Regions from separate parts of the Mus musculus genome. Here region 1 is linked to region 2. Evidence: chromatin loops called from intact Hi-C (ENCODE). Cell type or tissue: left cerebral cortex. All regions are shown on one strand.

What was found. Peaks named below come from ENCODE experiments on the same cell type or tissue, not always from the same donor. Only the 100,000 strongest peaks of a DNase experiment are listed, where the experiment ranks them.
Region 1: a loop joins it to region 2, with 2.5 times the contacts of the local background. A loop is called at or near these places in 5 of 42 quality-filtered maps.

What each region holds. Positions count from the first base shown.
Region 1 is chr19:53,026,270-53,031,269 of GRCm38, reverse strand. All of the region lies in intron 1 of Xpnpep1 (X-prolyl aminopeptidase (aminopeptidase P) 1, soluble), which reads left to right. Among named protein-coding and RNA genes, the nearest start is that of Xpnpep1, 9.8 kb to the left of the region's middle. In left cerebral cortex, a CTCF peak has its summit at 2,104 (motif pointing right); DNase peaks (open chromatin) are centred at 473 and 781.
Region 2 is chr19:53,224,703-53,229,702 of GRCm38, reverse strand. Add3 (adducin 3 (gamma)) reads right to left here. Exons shown (of 15, transcript NM_001277100.1): 3 at 2,974-3,112. Among named protein-coding and RNA genes, the nearest start is that of Gm52402, 18 kb to the right of the region's middle. In left cerebral cortex, no CTCF peak of the experiment used is centred here; DNase peaks (open chromatin) are centred at 1,440, 2,436 and 2,811; H3K27ac peaks cover 298 bases.

The DNA.
Region 1 (5,000 bases), 200 kb after region 2:
GGGGCTGTGTACCCACCGAGTACCTGTGGGAAGACTCCTGGCATTGTGTGCAATTTTACATCAAGGAAAACAGTTACTCAGCTCATCCTGAGCTAGGTTAGGATGAAGAGAGGAGGGAAGTAGGAGAAAGAGGGAGAAGGGATGAAGGACTCAAATAACCAAATTCCGAGGTGGGAATCCTGGGAGCTAAGTGGCAGATGCCAGCTGGAGATGAGGCCAAGGACCAGTTCTGCTGCCTGTGGGCTCCTTTACGCTCTTCAGTTCCCTAGGAATGCTGGGAATGGCGCACACACTAGAGAATTGCATAGACCTGGAGTTCTGGCTCATGATGGTTTAGCTGCCTTGGGCACCTCCCTAACTCCTTTCAACCTCTGTTCCTGTAAATGGGAGTAGTAAAATCATCCTCGGAAGAATCATCGTGACAAGTATTTGTGTGTAAAGCCCTCGGCTGTCTCAGCTATGTAGGTAGAGACACATGCTGTCGCTAGACCAGAGCATCTGGGCAGGCTCTAGGATGCTGAAAGTGGAGGACATCAGCCCTCTGTTCTTATAACAAGATGGGTGGGAATCCGAGCTGGAGCTTCAGGTCCAGGGTCCCACATTTCTTGAGCTCTTGCATGCGTGCCACATTGTCATATTTAGTGCAGTCCACCCAGTGAGGGCAGTGAGCTGTGAGCAGGGAAAAGCGTTGGTGACAACGGCTTCGGGTTTGAGAACCTCTTTCATATGCAAGACACTTTTTAATGAGTTATTCTCTTTAAGTCATGATTTAAAAATACCTGGCAGTAGAGGCTAATGTTACATCATGGGCCGCTCTGTTGCTCTTGGCTTTCAGCTTCCCTGCACACTGCTCAGCTCTTGGCTGCTGCTAGGGTTTCTCAGAAATAAAGGATGCGGAGTGAGGTTTTTGATATAGCATCTTCTAACTTTTTCCTTTTCATTTCACTGCTGTTTTTGTAGCTTTTTCTGAAAAGATCACAGACACAACATTGTGATAGGCAGCCATCTAAATGTGCACAGTTACGCACGGATAGAGAAACAGCGTGGTCTCCGCTTTAGGGAACGGCAGGATACCTACGCATTACACCATTTAGTCCACTGTATTTCTTCTTAGTGTACTCTGTGTCAGACTCTAATAATTGTAGATACTCATAAAAATGCTTATTGTATAATGGTACTCTCTCTAGTAATGGGTATCCTCATAGAATAGTTTCCCTTCCCTGCCACTTCCATCCTGGTCCTGGGTGCCTAGTTTTGCTGGTTTTGACCTTGAGTGTCAATTCTTCAGCCTTCAGTCATCTTCATAGACTGTGTTTTTCACGGCCATGGCTACTCAGCCATCCTTCCTCTTGTCCTTAGCTCAGTGGTAGTCTCTGGGTGAGCGGCTTCTGGTTCTACAATCCCTTGACCTCAACGGTTGTCTGATGTTGCGGTTTAATCATTATCTGTTGGTTGTACTCTAGGGAGTCTTTTCATGGTGTTCAAGGATACAGATGACAAAGAACTCGCTACATTTTACCCAAAACCAATGTGAGGAGCCTGAAGGCTAAGAACACAGTAAGGGAAGTTGAGAGAAGTACTGGGGGCAGAAGATACATGGGTGGGAGTAGATGCTCAGGGTTCTAAGAAGGCCTGACATGCCAATCCAAGAGGGGGGATGCAGTGAGGAGGCAGGAAATCGTGGTGAAGGCCAGGGTGTGGCCGAGAGGAGACAGTGAGGAGGAAGCCGAAGATGACTTTGACCAAACCCACTTGGGCTTGACCGTTTTCAGTTCTTAGCTGAGGGGTAGATGCTTGCTGTTGGCGATGTTAAATTTGCCCGTGAGGTTAGCAACTGCCAACGTTGATGCTTTTGATTCTGTTTTGTAAACACCCCGTTGGTGCCAACGAAATCCTTCAGTTGGAGTGTGCCTAAAATACAGGCCAAAATCTGTCAGAAAATCAATGATCTTGAAAGTATGGTGGACTCTGCCAGATATTTGCCTTTATAAATTTCCTAGGCCAGGCTGCACTCTGGACCAGCTGAGTCAGAAGTTCCCCCACAGGAGTCCGAGGTGAGAATGTTAACCTAGGCCTCCCGTAGTCCTAGCTTCGGAAGCTGCAGTAGGGGGCGCTCTTGAGTTCAAGAGGGCTGGAATAGTATAGAGGGGTCCCTGACCACAGTGGGACAGGGCTTGATTTAGAAGCATAACAGATCTGTTCTGAAAGTCAAGAAAGTGTCACAGTCAGGTTTTCAGGGGCTGGTATTCATCTGAGTTCACAACGGGTTTCCCTTCGGATCCGTGGAGGTGTTAACGTATGAATGGAGGCGGTTTGGTTTTTTTTCTGGGCAGTGGAATAGGACTGTGTATTGAACCGAGTGCCTTGTGGTACTAGGCAAGTGCTTAATACTGAGCTACACCCTCAGTTGTAAGACGGATCCATAGCAGTCCAAGTACTTTTTGTGTTTGTGTGTGTGTGGTACTAGGAATGGATTCTAGGGCCTAGTGCATACGAGGCAAGCAGCCTTCCCTGAGCCGTATCCACGGCCGCCCTTTTCTTTGTACTTTGAAGTAGAGTAAGTATCAGCGATTTGTCCAAACTGGCCAGGAACCTGCGATTCCTTTACTTTGTTCTCCTAAGTAGTGGCTTCCCACCAGATATTTTGGCTCCCTCTTTCTCTGAGACACACATGAGGGAATACAGGCTAAGTAGCTGAGGACAGGGAAAAATGCCCCTCTGAAGACAGGATTCGGAAGCAGCCGCCCTGTAAGGAACGTGGACATGACCGGGTGACAGATGGGACCGTTTCCAGTGATCCTCCTTCCCTTGAGTAATTCTGCCCCGAGACTCCCCAGAGTTGAAAGTCCAGTTGGTGAGGTCGTCCTTGTGCTGACAATGCACTGGTAGGGTTTCAGTGAGTCGTATAACCAGCGTGAGCTACACTACGGGGGAATCTATTGAGGCCATCATAAGTACTGAGGTATGAAAACCCAGGTGCTGGTGGCTGAAGACAGAGAAGCAGACACAAGGGGCAGCCGTGGGTAAGCTGCAGCAGTCAGGTTGTCAGTCCGTGAAACCCTGACGGAGCTGTCTCCTGGCACTTCCCATTATGCACAGCTTTGTGCATCAGGTTGTTTCTGGGTAAATATGATCTTTCATTACTTGTTTACAATGAGTTGCAAAAGCCCAAACACTGACAGTGTCTACTGCTGGCCAAGATAGAGAGCAACAGGAACTCTTGTTCATTGCTGATGAAGCCTGGCCCGGGCAGTTTGACAGTTATATGCATGCTAATAAACGCTTGTCGTATAACTGAGCGGTCACATTCCTTCGTCTTTACCCAGATATGTTGAAATAGTATGTGCACACAAAAGCCGTGTCTGCACAGAATTGTTTGTGGCAGCTTCATTCATAGTAACCCAAACTTGGAAGCAGCCTAGATGCCTTTCTGCAGGTGAGGGGCAGATGAGCTGCAGTACAGCTAGTTATTGGAGTATCATTCAAGACTAAAAGAGTTGAGATATCTCACCCTGAAAAGGCATGCGGAACTCTTACCCTCCTCTTGGTAAGTGAGAGAAGCCAGTCTGAAAAGGCTATGTGTGATTCCAGCTGAATGACATTCTGGGAAAAGCTAGCTATGGAGATGGTAAGGAAAGCCAGAGATGACCAGGGCCCAGGGGAGAGTGAGTTGAACAAAGTCGGGTAGTTGAACAAAGATGACTTTGGGGGTCAGCAAAAATACTGTATGCTCAGACATGGTGGTACATATCTGCGCTTGAGGCCAGCACGACTTGTGGTAAGTTCTAGATCAGCCTGGGACTGTGTGGGAACCGTGCACTTTTGTTGTGAACCCGGAGCTGCTCCCAAAGCTAAAATGCCTATGGAGGAATGTATTGAAGGGCTGGTGAGGTGGCTCAGCGGGTAAGGGTGCTCGCTGCCAAGTCTGACGATGTAAATTGGATCCTTGGAACCCACATCATGGAGGGAGAGCCGATTTCTGCAAGGTGCCCTGTCTTCCACGTGTATGTGCACGTATAGGCACTCAGACAAACAAGTGTAATTTAGAAATGAAAGGACATCCTTTGAGCTTGGGATGGCAGTGCCCGTAGTTTCCGGACCTCAGGAGGCCGAGTGTGCCATTCCAGCAACAACAGCAACACAACAACAAGTCCCCCAAACAAACAGCCCTTCTTTAATCAAATGCCTTGTCTACCTTGCCCTCTAGCGCTCCAATCATGCTTTATGCTCGTGATGCATGGGGCTGGGGGCCGAGTGCTTGCCCATAACGCAGTACTGGCTTTTCGTGAAGTCGTTGGTTAGGTTGACATAGGACTGTGTCTAAAAGGCTTATCTGTTGGATAATGTCACTAGCTGTTGAGTCAAGGTCTTTTTGAGGAGTCTACCAAGCAGGGGTTGGAGAGATGGCGTAATGGTTAAGTGCTTGGGCTAGGACCTAGTTTGATTTTCAGCTCACAGCTGGCTGTAAGTCCAATTCCAGGAGATCTGATACCGTTTGGCCTCCAAGAACACCAGGCATGCACATATTACACATACATACATACATACATACATACGTGTAGGTAAAGCATTCATATAAATAAATATAAGAGATTGACAGTCTCATCCATTTATAAAATTAGTTTTAGGCATTTTCAGCCCATCCCTCTCACGCCCCACTTTCTCGTTGAAGACTTTCTTCATGAAGTTACCTCCTGTTCTCACACCTTCTTTCTCTGTGTTACGTGTAATCCATTTAGGTTAAGAGTTGCTCGCACAAGTTTGGGTGAGATACTATCTATTGAAGCATAGGCTACAATGAAGCTATCAGTGGCTACATCACTGAAGAGAGTTAACACCCAGAAACCAGCTGCCAGTAGTCTCTCGGGAGGTGGGCAGGCCTTATCCATGCAGACCTGTCCACTGGTCCAGTCTTGTGCAGGCCTTGTGAGGATAACCACAGCCGCAATGAGGTCGTGAGTGCTGCCTGGTTATGCCGTGTTACGCATCTCTCCATCCGT
Region 2 (5,000 bases):
TTTTAAAGAGAAACCCAATTGGTGGTGTGTGGTAGTACATTCCTATAGCCTGTGCACTTGGGAGGTGGAGAAAGCAAGATCACAAGTTCAAGGTCATCTTTGACTATATAATGAGTTCAAGGCCAGCTTGAACATGAGATCAACATGAGATCCTGTCTCAAAAATAAAATAAATGGTAGGTTCAAAGTAAGAGATCATCAAAATTTGCAATATTGCAAACTACTCCAAAGAAACAGTTTCAATCATGTATAGGCCAAACAAAATACTTAAAAACAATTTTTCAGAGAAAGGGTTTCTCTGTGTAGCCCTAACCATCCTGGAACTCACTCTGTAGACCAGGGTGGCCTTGAACTCAAAGATTTGCCTGCCTCTGCCTCCCAAGTACTGAGATTAAAGGCATGAGCCATTGTGCCCAGCTAAAATACTTTAATTTTTAATAAATTTTTATAGTCACCATTATTTTATTCTTACATAACTTCTACTTCTTACATAACTTCTCTGTTTTCACACTGCCACAAAAATCTTCCAAATGGGTCCATTTGCACTTCCTGACTTCTAGTCACTCCTGGGATATGGGATATGGCTTTCCTGCTACCATGTTTTGTCACCTATAACCACAAACATGTTCCTGATGTGGAACTAGGATGCTCAGAGGGGCGAGTCTGCATTAGTCCCTTCCCCATGTGGTACAGTGGCCTGGGTGGCACTTCTCTGGATCTGCCTGCAAGACACTCTCCTAAGCACTCAACTGCATTTTCAATGGCTGTGGCATCTCAGCAACTCAAAGCAAACATGCCACAAGTTTCTTTCATTTCCCAAACCAAACTAGATCCTAAACCCTGGTTCTTCCTAGTTTTCTTGTTAATTCTATGAAATCTTCAAGTTCATTCTTGCACAGAAAATCTAGTGCGCCTTTAAAAATCACTCCAATTTAAAAATGTTTTCCCACTATGGTAGCAACAAGATGCCAACTTCCAAAGCAGGCCATGATGACATCACAACACATTTAAATATCATGTGCCCTGCCTCTGCTCTTGTCTAATTCTGCTCTATTTGTCCCCTCAGAGGGCACTCAGGCCGCTATCTTTCTGCTCCCTGAAGAGCCCAATCAAATCCCCACTTCTTTCCGATTTGGTTCCTTACCAGGATGACCTCATGTATGTACTACCCAGACTCTCCAAGCACATCACCATACTGTAATTCTTGGCATGGCAATGCCCTATTGTCTGATCACCTGCTTTATTTAGTGTAATTTCCTAACTCCAAGGGAAAGAGAATCTTGCCTGTGTAGTCCTTGTCTCTACAACAGTGCTTAGTACAACAGTGCTTAGTACAACAGTGCTTAGTACAAATGCCCACTGTAACAGAGTGCTTAAAATAGCTCTAGCTTTGAATTGTTGTTTCTGCTGGCAGACTGTGTCTCTGCAAGCTAGGTGACTCACGCGCCTGTACCCAGCAGGTCTGGTCTGCCTCTAAGCTCTCTAGGGTTCTCCTCCCTCATAGACCCACAACTACACAGCTGATGCAGGCACGGGCCTCTCTCTTTCAATGATCTGACTCAGTTTCCTTTCCTTGCCTGGCACTCATGCAGAACAGCAGCCACTAATCCTCTTCACTCGGGCTTTCACTTTCTCTGCTGGCAGCTGCTTGGGTCTAACAGTGAAGAGTCTTTTCAGTCGGATCTACGTCCTTTCCCTAGATTGCTACCCCAGGACCCTCAGGCCCAAGGCAATGGTGCCCTTGGAGTTCTACAAACGCCCCACCTGGCACCCTCCTACTGTTGGGTCTCAAGTGTTTAGAAAAGACTTACATTCAATAAAATATGACTTAGAAATCTCTATCAACAAAAGAAAGAGACAGCGGGGATACATAAAACAAAGAAAAGCCCCTTATCTCTTGAGTCTTCCGTGAGGCTGTCTGCTGGCCCTATGTGGCCTCTGCACCTGCCCGCCACTGCAAAGGCTCTGAATATGGTTACAGCTGAAACACTAGAACGTCCAGCCCATGGTCTTAGCACTTCCAGGGAGTTCAGAGACACAAATTGCTGCTCTTAGCAATGAGCTACACAATGAGTAAAACGCCTGGTCCTTTATACGATGCTCTCAGAAGCACACCCTTCCAGATCTGACTACCTGGCCCTCTTCCTTCCTTCGTCAGTTTTCTTCACACAACAATCAACATGAGGCCATAGGAAAAGGGGAACGGACAATTTCTTGTGAATGGCTTTTGAACATTTTCTTCTACAGTTCTTGTTATGGCTTGATTCTGAAATGTTCACTAACGGATTATATGTTGAATGCGTGGTCTCCAGTTTGCGCCCTATCGTGAAGGCTATACAACCTTTGGAAGTGTTGCAGCTGCTGAGAAGTAGGCCACCAGGGGCAGGCCCACTCTCTGTCTGCTCCCTGTGCTGTGCTGTGTGTGTGTGTGTGTGTGTGTGTGTGTGTGTGAGGAGCTGCCGTCTGCGGCTCTCATCTCACAGGCAGAGCTGGGTTGCCTTTGCTGCCGTGGTGGACTGAATCCACTTGGAAACTGTGAGTCAAAAAAAAAAAAAAAATCATAGATTACTACACTGGTCCTCCAGGGTTAATTAAATTATACATCCATCTGGGAGAGTGACCATGCCTTACAGTATTTTAATAAGGCTTGAAAAGCTTCCTCAGTGGCTGGCTCATATGCTACTCTAAGTATCAGATGTTAGTAGCCTTTAAAAGGTACTGGGGACTGAGCCTATGGCCTTGTGAGTAGTACCAGCCACTGAACAACATCTCTAGACCTCTTGTGGCCTTCATTACTTTTCCCAGGCTGGCCTTGGTTTCATGACCCTTTGCCGTCACTGCTGAGCGCTGGTCCTGCAGGCGGTAGCACCAGACCTACTTATCCGTCCTATAGCTGAACAGGAACACGTTGCTAAGGAGCACAGTGCTCTGCAGCAGAGGAAAGCAAGCATCCCAACGGGGAGAGCAAGCGTACTCAGGGAGGGCGAGGAGAAGCCCGAGAAGGAGCTGGTCACGATGTAATCCGCAATCTGCTGTAACGCTAATAAGCCGCTTGGGTTGTGGCCTTTCTTCATCTGCTCTTGGATGAGGCATTCCAGGTCTTCCCGAAAGGCCTGCAATACACAAAACAAGCTCCTGAGCACAGACATCTCACGTGGGTCAGGAGGCTGCAACCTTGCCCTGTGAAAACACTCTTTCTCCTAAGCCTCTTCTGAGGGTTTACTGTGCTGCTGACAATAAAATATGAAACATAAGATAATGGGTAGCAAGAGCTCTTAAGGGAGAAAAAACCATCAAAGAAATTAAGATCTACAGTAGACAGGCACATCATCTTTTTACCACACTAAAGGCTGAAAAGGAAATCTCCAGATAGCCTCACTGAACTTCCTGTAATTATGGACCAAACGTGGACACATGGTAACCGGCCATTTTAAATGCTCAGTTTAAAGCAGCTATAATTCTTTGATTCGGTTAAAAAAAAGTACACTACCTATGATATATGTCACTTATATATCAGCTCTGAGAGGGGGACATGGTCTGTTATTCAGTGCCTTCCAAGAAGATTTGAAGATAGTTTCCAACAAAAATAAACATAGGCAAGGAAGTCAAGCTAATGTGAAAAAGAAACCCAGGAGGTCAGTCAGAACCCAGGAGGTCAGTCAGAACCCAGGAGGTCAGTCAGAACCCAGGTGGTCAGTCAGAACCCAGGAGGTCAGTCAGAACCCAGGAGGTCAGTCAGAACCCAGGAGGTCAGTCAGAACCCAGGAGGTCAGTCAGAACCCAGATGGTCAGTCAGAACCCAGGTGGTCAGTCAGAACCCAGGAGGTCAGTCAGAACCCAGGTGGTCAGTCAGAACCCAGGAGGTCAGTCAGAACCCAGGAGGTCAGTCAGAACCCAGGAGGTCAGTCAGAACAGGAATGAGGTGAAGGTATTGGGCGTACACTGTAAAGTTGTACAGATTTGCTAGAAATGGGTTAAAGTTTATCTAATCTCCCAGGGAACACACATGATTCAGGAAAACCTGCTCAGCGGACTGACTAAAGAACAACTTGTTGCTTAATAGAGTTCTAAGCATTTGTTAAGGTGATCAGAAATTTCTGCTAGCTGAGCCAATATTATCTTCACAAGGTTCTTCAAACTCACACAGGTAATAAATCTCAGGGGTAAGGACACAGACACAAGCTCTTTTTGTTGGTAAAAATGTTCTCACTTCTATATAACCCACAATATAGCAAGCACCACCCTAAAGCTCTGGCTTATCTATGATGTCATGGGAGGGTGTAACAGTATCTCTGACATCAAAGATGATGTCCCTTTTATGTCTAAATGGCTTCTATAGGTTACAAAGCAAGCAATTTTTTCATTGGATATTTTATTTATTTACATTCCAAATGTTATCCCCTTTCCCATTTTCCCCTCCACAACCCCCCTATCCCATCTCTGCTCCACCTGCTTCTATAAGGGTGCTCCCCCACCTACCCTCCCACTCCTGCCTCACTGCCCTAGCACTCCCCCCTACACTGGGGCATTGAGCCTTCACCGGACCAAGGGCCTCTCCTCCCATTGATGCCTGACAAGACCATCCTCTGCTATAAATGTAGCTGAAGCCATGGGTCCCTCCATGTGTACTCTTTGGTTGGTGGTTTAGTCCCTGGGAGCTCTGGGGGTCTGGTTGGTTGATATTGTTGTTCATCCCATGGGGTTGCAAACCCCTTCAGCTCCTACAATCCTTCCCTAACTCCTCTCTTGGGGACCCCATGCTCAGTCTCATGGCTGGCTATGAGCATTCACATCTGTATTTGTCAGGCTCTGGCAGAGCCTCTCAGGAGACAGCTATATCAGGTTCCTGTCAGCAAGCACTTCTTGGCATCAGCAATAGTGTCTGGGTTTGGTGACTACATATGGGATGGATCCCCGAGTGGGGCACTCTCTGGATGGAAGAAAGCTATTTTTAATGTAAATAACCATACCCGTAGCCTTTTCATACAGTTGACAAAACAT